2 separate regions of the Homo sapiens genome follow, and region 1 is linked to region 2. A link is a contact called in ENCODE Hi-C data. All regions are on one chromosome and are shown on one strand. Each heading gives the region's core, a stretch centred on a gene start or an enhancer-like site at or near the end of the contact. The rest is flanking DNA. Distances are from core to core; before and after follow the strand shown. Region 1 holds the start of PRG4 (proteoglycan 4). Region 2 overlaps HMCN1 (hemicentin 1).

Evidence for each region. A loop is a pair of places that touch in the nucleus more often than their neighbours do. Pooled maps may share reads with other maps.
Region 1: a loop to region 2 is called in a map of naive thymus-derived CD4-positive, alpha-beta T cell, with 6 times the contacts of the local background. The contact joins the promoter of PRG4 here to the enhancer-like site in region 2. A Hi-C loop is called at or near these places in 3 of 168 maps with a recorded cell type or tissue (IMR-90, MCF 10A and naive thymus-derived CD4-positive, alpha-beta T cell), 9 of 37 single-sample maps with no recorded cell type and 13 of 50 pooled maps.

Annotation. Positions count from the first base shown.
Region 1 is chr1:186,293,767-186,297,764 of GRCh38, reverse strand. It overlaps PRG4 (proteoglycan 4), which reads right to left and starts at 1,486. Exons shown (of 13, transcript NM_005807.6): 1 at 1,472-1,486; 2 at 814-919. The coding sequence starts at 889.
Region 2 is chr1:186,149,553-186,154,025 of GRCh38, reverse strand. HMCN1 (hemicentin 1) reads right to left here. Exons shown (of 107, transcript NM_031935.3): 94 at 2,677-2,826; 95 at 2,283-2,420; 96 at 1,155-1,276; 97 at 39-276. Among named protein-coding and RNA genes, the nearest start is that of PRG4, 140 kb to the left of the region's middle. RefSeq lists a silencer at 982-1,182. Within about 2 kb of position 1,250, at least 3 of the 41 ENCODE cell types and tissues checked have a DNase peak (open chromatin) inside an H3K27ac peak, as active enhancers do.

The DNA of each region.
Region 1 (3,998 bases), core at 237-2,736, 140 kb before region 2:
TCATCATAACTGTCATGAATCTTGATTTTTATTCTCTCAGATTTTGCTTATCAAAGGGGAACAAAAGGAAAAGAAAAGAAAAGAAAAATCCAAAGCTTGGCATTGTTACTATTAATCCCCCTAGATGGCATGCTAGCATCTTTTACTAATGTGATTTCACTGAATGTACTTTAACAGTCTCTAAAAATGAGTAACAAGAACTATTCATCCAGGACCTGTTTTGGGAGAACTGTGAAAAGTTTAATGTTATAACACAAAATGACAGTCACATCTGTATATGTCCATACCTGGATAAATAGTTCTTGTAAGAAAAAGAGAACATTTTCAAGACTAATAAAATGCCATTTGAAACACTATAGTTTATTATAATATGGTATCTATGTCTAAATGATGCCAAAATAAGTTATTTATCAATAATTTATTTGATTTTAAAAAACAAATTGTTCAACATATAGGCAAAAATTACATGTTATCTAAATATTGTTCTTTTTTAGTTATTTTTATGATACTATATAGCTCCAGCATAATTTTATGATGAACTGTCTGCACTTTTTAAACTTTCGAGAGAACCATAGAAATAACAAGTACCAAAATTATTCTTTATACAAGCTCAAAACTCTCAAAAGGAGAAAAAGATGAGAATTCCAAAGCACTTACAAACAGGCTACATGTTATATATTATTTTAAGGTTGTACAGTATATTAAACTCAAGCAAATATAAATTTTTAGAAATATATTTCCGTTGTTATAAAAATCAAGACTGAATGATTAGCAATAGTTGTTAAATAAAAGTATGTTCGATGGTTAAGCTACCTTGAGATGAAACTTGCTGAATCACGAAAACAGACAGCAGCAACAACAGGTAAATGGGAAGTGTTTTCCATGCCATCGTTGTTTTCAGGTACCGTAGGTACCCTTGCTGAAAATAAAATAAAAGTATCAGAAAACAGCTCTTTCATCTCACCACTAACTTAGGCTTGCATTATACACATTTCAGTAACTTTAAAAATGTAACAATAATAAAACCATCCCATTCTTGAAACAAGACTTTAAATCAGCTTTAATTTTATAGAAAATATTTGGCCATTAGACTTAATCTTATGCAGAACAAATCAAGTCACCCTCAGCCACGTTATTGACAGTTTTAATTCTTAAGAAATCTCCAATATAGAATAGACTTATCTTAAAACTCTAGCCAAAGTATGGCATGTACTTAACAGTGCAAGGTTAAAATTTTATCTTAAGGAAAATAATAACCTGTGTCACAGAAATGTAATTTAATAAGCATCATGGAGTTACTGTTCCAACTTTTTCTTAATTCTCAATATAAATTCAAAGGCTTCCAACAGGTGTATTGCATAAACATAATCCTTTTCAAAAATTTCCAACTACTATCTTTACACATTTTTTTTCAAACACCTCTAATGAAAACACATTTAATTCTATGAAGCAAGTTAACTTTGACACTTACCCGTAAAGGATAGATGAGTTTATCCCACGTCCTGGGAGTCTTATATATCAGTGCAAATACAGTGGGATGAACCAATTAGTCCAAAGGTTAGACAAAATCAACAGTGACAACCTATGAAATCAAACTTTCCTCATTTATTGGAAAAGGGCCCAGACGACTAGACTTAGGCAACATCTGGAAAACACTTCCATTAAGCAAAATGACTACCACAAAATAAATTTAGATGTATTGGCCAGAGCACATTTCTAATTTCTAAGTGAAGTGAACAAATTGTCCTGAGATGGTAAATAGCTCTGGCAGACTTTGACTAGTATATTGAAGCAGCAACTTTAAAATATTCACATACTGGTATCATTTATTTCTTCTGCTTTCCAGTTAAATCTAGCAAAGGTAGCTTTGAAATTTACCTAGTGTTAGCTTGTGGCATACATTTTATATACTTATACCATTATATCAAATATACATTTCTTGAGTAGTTTCATTTTCTCTGAGCACAGAAAACATGCTCTCAGTTACCTACAGGTAGATTATTGACACTGGATTTTCTAGCTTCCTTTATTATTTTAAAAATCTGCTTAAAAAATGTATTGATATTTTCCTTAGATCCTTCCTTTAAGATAAGCATGTTTGGAAAAGGTCTTTTAAATTACTAATTTTGTTTCCTTCCCACAATGAAAATGTGAACCATCACCATTGCAGAGCTAAGTCAGCTCAGCCCAAGGCTTTACCCCACTTTCATACGGAATGTATCGGTGTAAAATCTTACCCACCAACATAAGGCTTCGCTCATGTCCTAGCACCTCCCTGAAACCTTTCCAGATCAAATTCCAATCACATCTAGAATTATAGTAAACAATTGTACTACGTTTTACTAAAATATCTCTTCATCTGTCTCACACCCCCAACAGACTATGATTTCCCTAAGGACAACCAACACCTATATGTTAGTCTATTGCCAACATACAGCCCAGTTGTTTCACCAATGTTATATGTTTAAAACATGCTCACGCCGGGTGCAGTGGCTCACCCCTGCAATCCCAGCACTTTGGGAGGCTGAGGTGGGCAGATCACCTGAGGTCAGGAGTTTGAGACCAGCCTGACCAACATGGTGAAACTCCCTCTCTACTAAAAATACAAAAAATTAGCCGGGTGTGGTGGCAGGCGCCTGTAATTCCAGTTACTCGGGAGGCTAAGGCAGGAGAATCACTTGAACCTGAGAGGCAGAGGTTGCAGTGAGCTGAGATCACGCCACCGCACACCAGCTTGGGCAACAAGAGCAAAACTCAGTCTCAAAAAAAAAAAAAGAAAAGAAAAAAAAGAAAACATGTTCAGTGAACCACATGGTTGTAGGCTGGATTCTGCTGTCTACTACTCATTTGGTAGGTACTGCATTTAATTCTCACAAAATGTCTTAAAGTTAAATATAATCATCCACATTTACAAATAAGAAGATGAAGACCCACAAATGAAGAATGTGTGACCCATCCAAGGATCTATAAAGACTAGAGGCCAGAACCAAGATTTGAACCCATGTCTTTGCATTTTAAGTTCCGTCATGTTTCCACTACATCCAGCTCCCTTTTGATCAAAACCATCACTTAATTTGTAATCATTATACTAAATTTTACTCCTTTACTCTACATGTATACATAGGTTTGTGAGATTGTGACTTTTTTAAGACTAGAATTATAAGCATCTATTTTCTTTCTACAGTGCTTATTTCACAGGACTAAATATGTAAAGACAATTTCGAGGCTATCTGCTCATCTCTAAATAATCCCCCTTTTCTGGGAACTACTTCTCTTTCTATCGGGCTATTTTCCTTTTAGCTCTGGTTATATATGTTATCTTCCCACATCAGCCACAGCTGATAGGATTAGGAATTGGAACTTGAACAACCCGAGCCAATATGTTTTCTTCTCCTGGAAATTTGAAATTATAGTTCAGAGATTACAAATTTGTCTGTCTACGTAGACCAATAATGTGTACATTTCTGCCCATGGTCTAAAGGAGTAGAGAAAGTCCTTCAGAGTAAAAAGATCCATAAATATGAAGCAACCACGCAGAGAGAGAAATTTCTGATAACTTTCTAAGTCTTGGTTACTCTGTTTTTTAGACCCAACTTCTTGCTCTGTATCTTTATGGCAAGTTCCCCTTTTGGAGCTGAAGCTGGCTAAAGATGCATTTTGCTACTTGAAATCAATACACAATAGACACACAAAAGATCGTGTATGGAGTTGAACATTAGACAGAATTCTGTTAATTCTTAGCTCTACTGAGGCCAACAGCGGGGAAGCTACAAGCTTTGTAAGTTTTCCAAGTAAGACCTCTACAGTGTTGCTTTATTATTTCTTTGGACTATTGGGAATGTCCAAATCAGATACAAATATACCCAGAGATACATATTTTTAAATAAGATATAAATTGTTTTCTAATCATTGCCTTTTGAACTATATGCACTATCATTTTCCTACTTTGTATTAATCTCATAATGGTGATGGCAAATAAAATTCTTGAATTGATTAAT
Region 2 (4,473 bases), core at 1-2,500:
GATGGCATAAAGATATGGATTTTCTTTTATCAAATTACCTTTGGATATTGAAGCATGAATTTTAAAACCCAGTGTCTCTTCTATCTGGTTATAGTCAGATTCCACAGAGGATGCATGAAGTGTTTCAACCAAGAAAGGCATTCTTCCCTGTGCCTGATCATAGAAAACGGTGTGGTTCCATGTGTATGGGATGCTGATGCCATCAATGGTGAACAGCCGGGTTGAGTAGGCGTACAGCTGCCCAGGACCTGTTTGAATGTAGTCCTCTGTGTAATCCTAAGGAGAACAATGTGGATTTGAAGATCAATATGGCTCATACTAATTTTTTTCCCTTAAGGGGACTATGAAATGCAGAATGAGCGGGGAAAAAGGATTAGGAGCTAAAAAACACACATCATGCATGATGGTAAACATTTAATATGTGTTAACTTTTAATCCTAATTTAATACCTATAGCTTTAATACCTTAAAGCTATAAGGTAGCTTTAAATTGCCATAGTTTGCAGACTAGAAAAATAAGTTTGTAGAAATTAAGCAACTTTCTCATCATTACATTGGTACAAAGTGGCGGAATGAGGATCTGAATGTGGATCTGCTTGGCATCAAACACTATGTTCTTTTATTTATTGCCTCCTTCATGAGAAAATGTATAGGGGCTAATAAAACTTGTATAATAATTGTACAGTAGTGTTCAGGAAATAACATAAAGTTTGAACCCTTTAATTATAACATAGTTGTTTCATAATTTTGCTGTCATAAATTTCAGTTTAATAAGAGACTCAAAGTTATAGGTCATGAATAAACAAAGATGTGAAAGGGCGATTGTTATCCTTTAATTTCTGAAATATTTTATGGATGATACACAAAAACGTTTATGCAAGAATTACTATCCTCTTTGTCTAAAGAAAATTAAACAAATGCCTTACATCAAGTATTTGATCTTGGTCCTGATAGGGAGGGTGGTAAAACCATTAAGAGAGTTTGTAAAAACTTGTCCCTGAAGATTTTTAAACAAAGATCAGATAGTTATTTATAGCCTTGGTAGTTTGGACATTTTCCCCCACAGAGTGAACAAGTTATCTGTGCTCATTCTATGGACCTTTCACTCATCATTACTCTAATAAGCAGCAAAGACAAGTTATCCTGGCATTTTACCTTTACAGTGACTTCAGCAGGTGACTGAAGCTGTAGGACATAGCCACTCACAACGATATCTAGCAGCAAAGAACCATCGGAATCCAAGCCCCGGGCAATATGACTCATCTGCAAGATTTCTCCTGGGAATTACAAGACATTCATTTTGACAGCAAAAAAATATGGTTTCTGTAAGCACAGAGCAGATTTACCTTACATACCAGTTCAGCTATGCTTTTTGAGTTCAAACTTGAATAAGTATAGATGATGAGAACTGAAATAGCACTTAACCTCCCAATTAAAGAGTTAGGTTTATTGAATTCAGTTTCTTTTAACATTTCTTTTTATGTAGCAAAAATGTGGCAAACGGTTACACGAATTTCATACTTTAAATTCACAGGCAATAACAAAGCACTCTTATAAAAATGAATTGTCTGTGACTGGCAAAAACCACTAGTCTGGCCACAGTGCTTTGTTCTTTCTGATGCTTCAAAAAGTAACAAAGGACATCTGAGTAAGTGGATGCCCATGAAAAGAACCAATTGTCTTCTCCACTGATTAAATGTTGATTAAAGATAAGCCGTCCTCAAGCCCCTCTTCCTTAAAGGTCACTGCTATTGAGGCTGACCAACTGTGAAGAGGCTTGAAATGGAGCTCTCTAAACATCTGTATGTACATGGAAAGGGTCATGAATAGCTAACCCATACTCCTTAAGACTAGGGATGAGTGAAAAGCCTTTAGGTTTGCTTTGTTTCTATCTTTTTCATAAAGAACTGCTATAAAGTATCCTAATTGGATCTTGGTTTAAAGACAAAGAAGGTCTTTAATTAATAACAGTAACTCATTTTCCTTCTTTGTTTGGTCTTTAATATCCTCTCTATGGATTTAAAGAGAAAATATTTTTAAAAAGAAGAAAAGAGGAGAGGAGAAAAACTTTTAGGGTATAAAATGACTGCTTGAGAACACATGACCTCTTATGATCTTATGTTAGTACAAGTTTACAGGAAAACATGAAATTGCTTTTATATCACTTATAAGATTGCGTAAAAAGTTTCAAATTATTCTATGTGGGAACACGTATTTTTCTTAATCACCTATCTTCATGGCACTTTTTATAGTAATAGAATATTAAATTCAGCTGACACTAACCAGTTGCAAATTCCACTTGAGTTTCTCTTTTGAAGACTGCATTGGTGAGGGTAAAGCCATTGACTGCTTCTCCTATTTCCTTTGCTGTTGTCCAATAAATGGGATTTAGAATAGAAACTATCTTTCTCATTGCTGAACCTAAAGAAAAAAAAGGATAAATAAGGTGATAGCAAAATTTTTAGTCTATTTTATTGTCTTCATAGCATATTATTCACAAGGATGAATTCTAAATAATGTTGAATACCAGAAACAAATACCAGTACCTCATGTATGTTTGTTTAAAAGCTTACCATACTTATGAGTTAGTAGTAGCATTCTCTAGAACTTTAATGGAAGTAATAAGATGAAGAATAATATATAAGTTTTTAAAAAGAGGCTTGAGGCAAAGACTTACCAAGACTACGAGGTACATTGGTAATTTTGGCACGTATTATTCTAGTATCAGAGTTAGGGCTATCAGTTATTGTGGCATTAAGGAAAGCAATTCCAAATTCAACATCATTAATATTTCCAATAACACTTCCTCTGGCTCGCTGGGGCCCACCTATTGGGGGAAAAAAAAACATTCCTGGATAAGGATGCAATTTCATCAACATTACATGGGAGAAAAGAGGGCCAGTATTCAGAGATGCTACAAATCTTTTCTCAAACATCAAAAAGGTCATATGACATCTGAATTTAATAGTGAAATAAATAAGCTTTTAAAACATTCTACTTTCACATAACAACCATCATCACCCATAAATCTAAGATCCTTCTAATCTGTGCACATCATAGTGTTATTAATATTTCATAAGCCAAAGAATACAATCAGTGTCCAGTCCCCAAACTAAAAATAAAGAATATGTTGGTGGTGGTGATGACAATGAGAGTTTATTGAGCATGTCATGCATGATGGTAAACATCTAGTATGTGTTAACCATTTTAATCCTATCAACAATTCTATAAGGTAGCTTTAAGTTTGTAGAAATTAAGCAACTTTCTCCTTATTACATTGCTAGACAGTGGCGGAATGAGGATCTGAATGTGGATCTGCTTGGCATCAAACCCTGTGTTCTTTTATTTGTTGCCTCCTTCATGAGAACATCCAGGAAAAGGAGAGACTTCATCAACAAAACAGCTTCTAGGCCACTGCCAATGTAAACGTGGATTATCTAAGGACGTTGTTCAGTCTTGGGTTTTAGAGTGAGGGTTTATCAAGTTCTTCATATTACAAATATACTGAAAGATGCTTAACTTGAGAGAGACTGTGCTTTTGCCAGTGCTATAAAATTCATACCAAGGTAATCTGGTTGCAAAACAATTATAAATTTTTAAAAAAGGGCCTCAACATTAATTTTATGCCTTCTTTCTATTGTTCAACAAAATTACTGGTGACTAGCACAGAATAGGTGGTTAATGAATGTTTTTCAAAATGAATTTCATGCTTTGACAAGAGAAGGCAACATACTGGGAAGTAGCTGATAGTCAAATCCATAAATATTCATTATCTGATGTATTTTAATACATTTTAAAGCAATCACTAGGAATTTCAGATACTGTTATGTACAAGCATATTTAGTTTTATCATACTTTGCTTTGTTGCTCTTTGCAGACACTGCGTTTTTTTTACAAATTGAAGGCTTGTGGCAACCGTGTGATGAGAAAGTCTACCGGTACCATTTTTGCAACAGCCTTTGCTCACTTTGTGTTCCTGTGTCACATTTTGGTAATTCTTGCAATATTTCAAACTTTTTCATTATTATTATCTCTCTTAGGGTGTTCTGTGATCAGTGATCTTGGATGTTACTATTGTAATTGTTTTGGGGTTTCATGAACCATGCCCATATGAGATGGTGAACTTAATCAATGTTTTGTGTGTTCTGACTGCTCCATCGACCACCAGTTATTCCCTTGACTCTCTTCCTCTCCTCGAGCCTCCCTATTAGCTGAGACACAATATTGAAACTAGGCCAATTATTCACCCTACAATGGTCTCTAAGTGTTCAAGTGAAAGAAAGAGTCTCATGTCTCTCACTTTAAATCAAAAGCTGGAAATGGTTAAGCTGAGAGAGGCAGGCATGTAGAAAATTGATGTAGGCCAAAAGCTAGGCCTCTTGCATCAAAGAGTTAGCCAAGTTGTGAATGCAAAGGGAGAAGTCTTGAAGAAAATTAAAAGTGAACACACAAATAAGAAAGTGAAACAACCTTA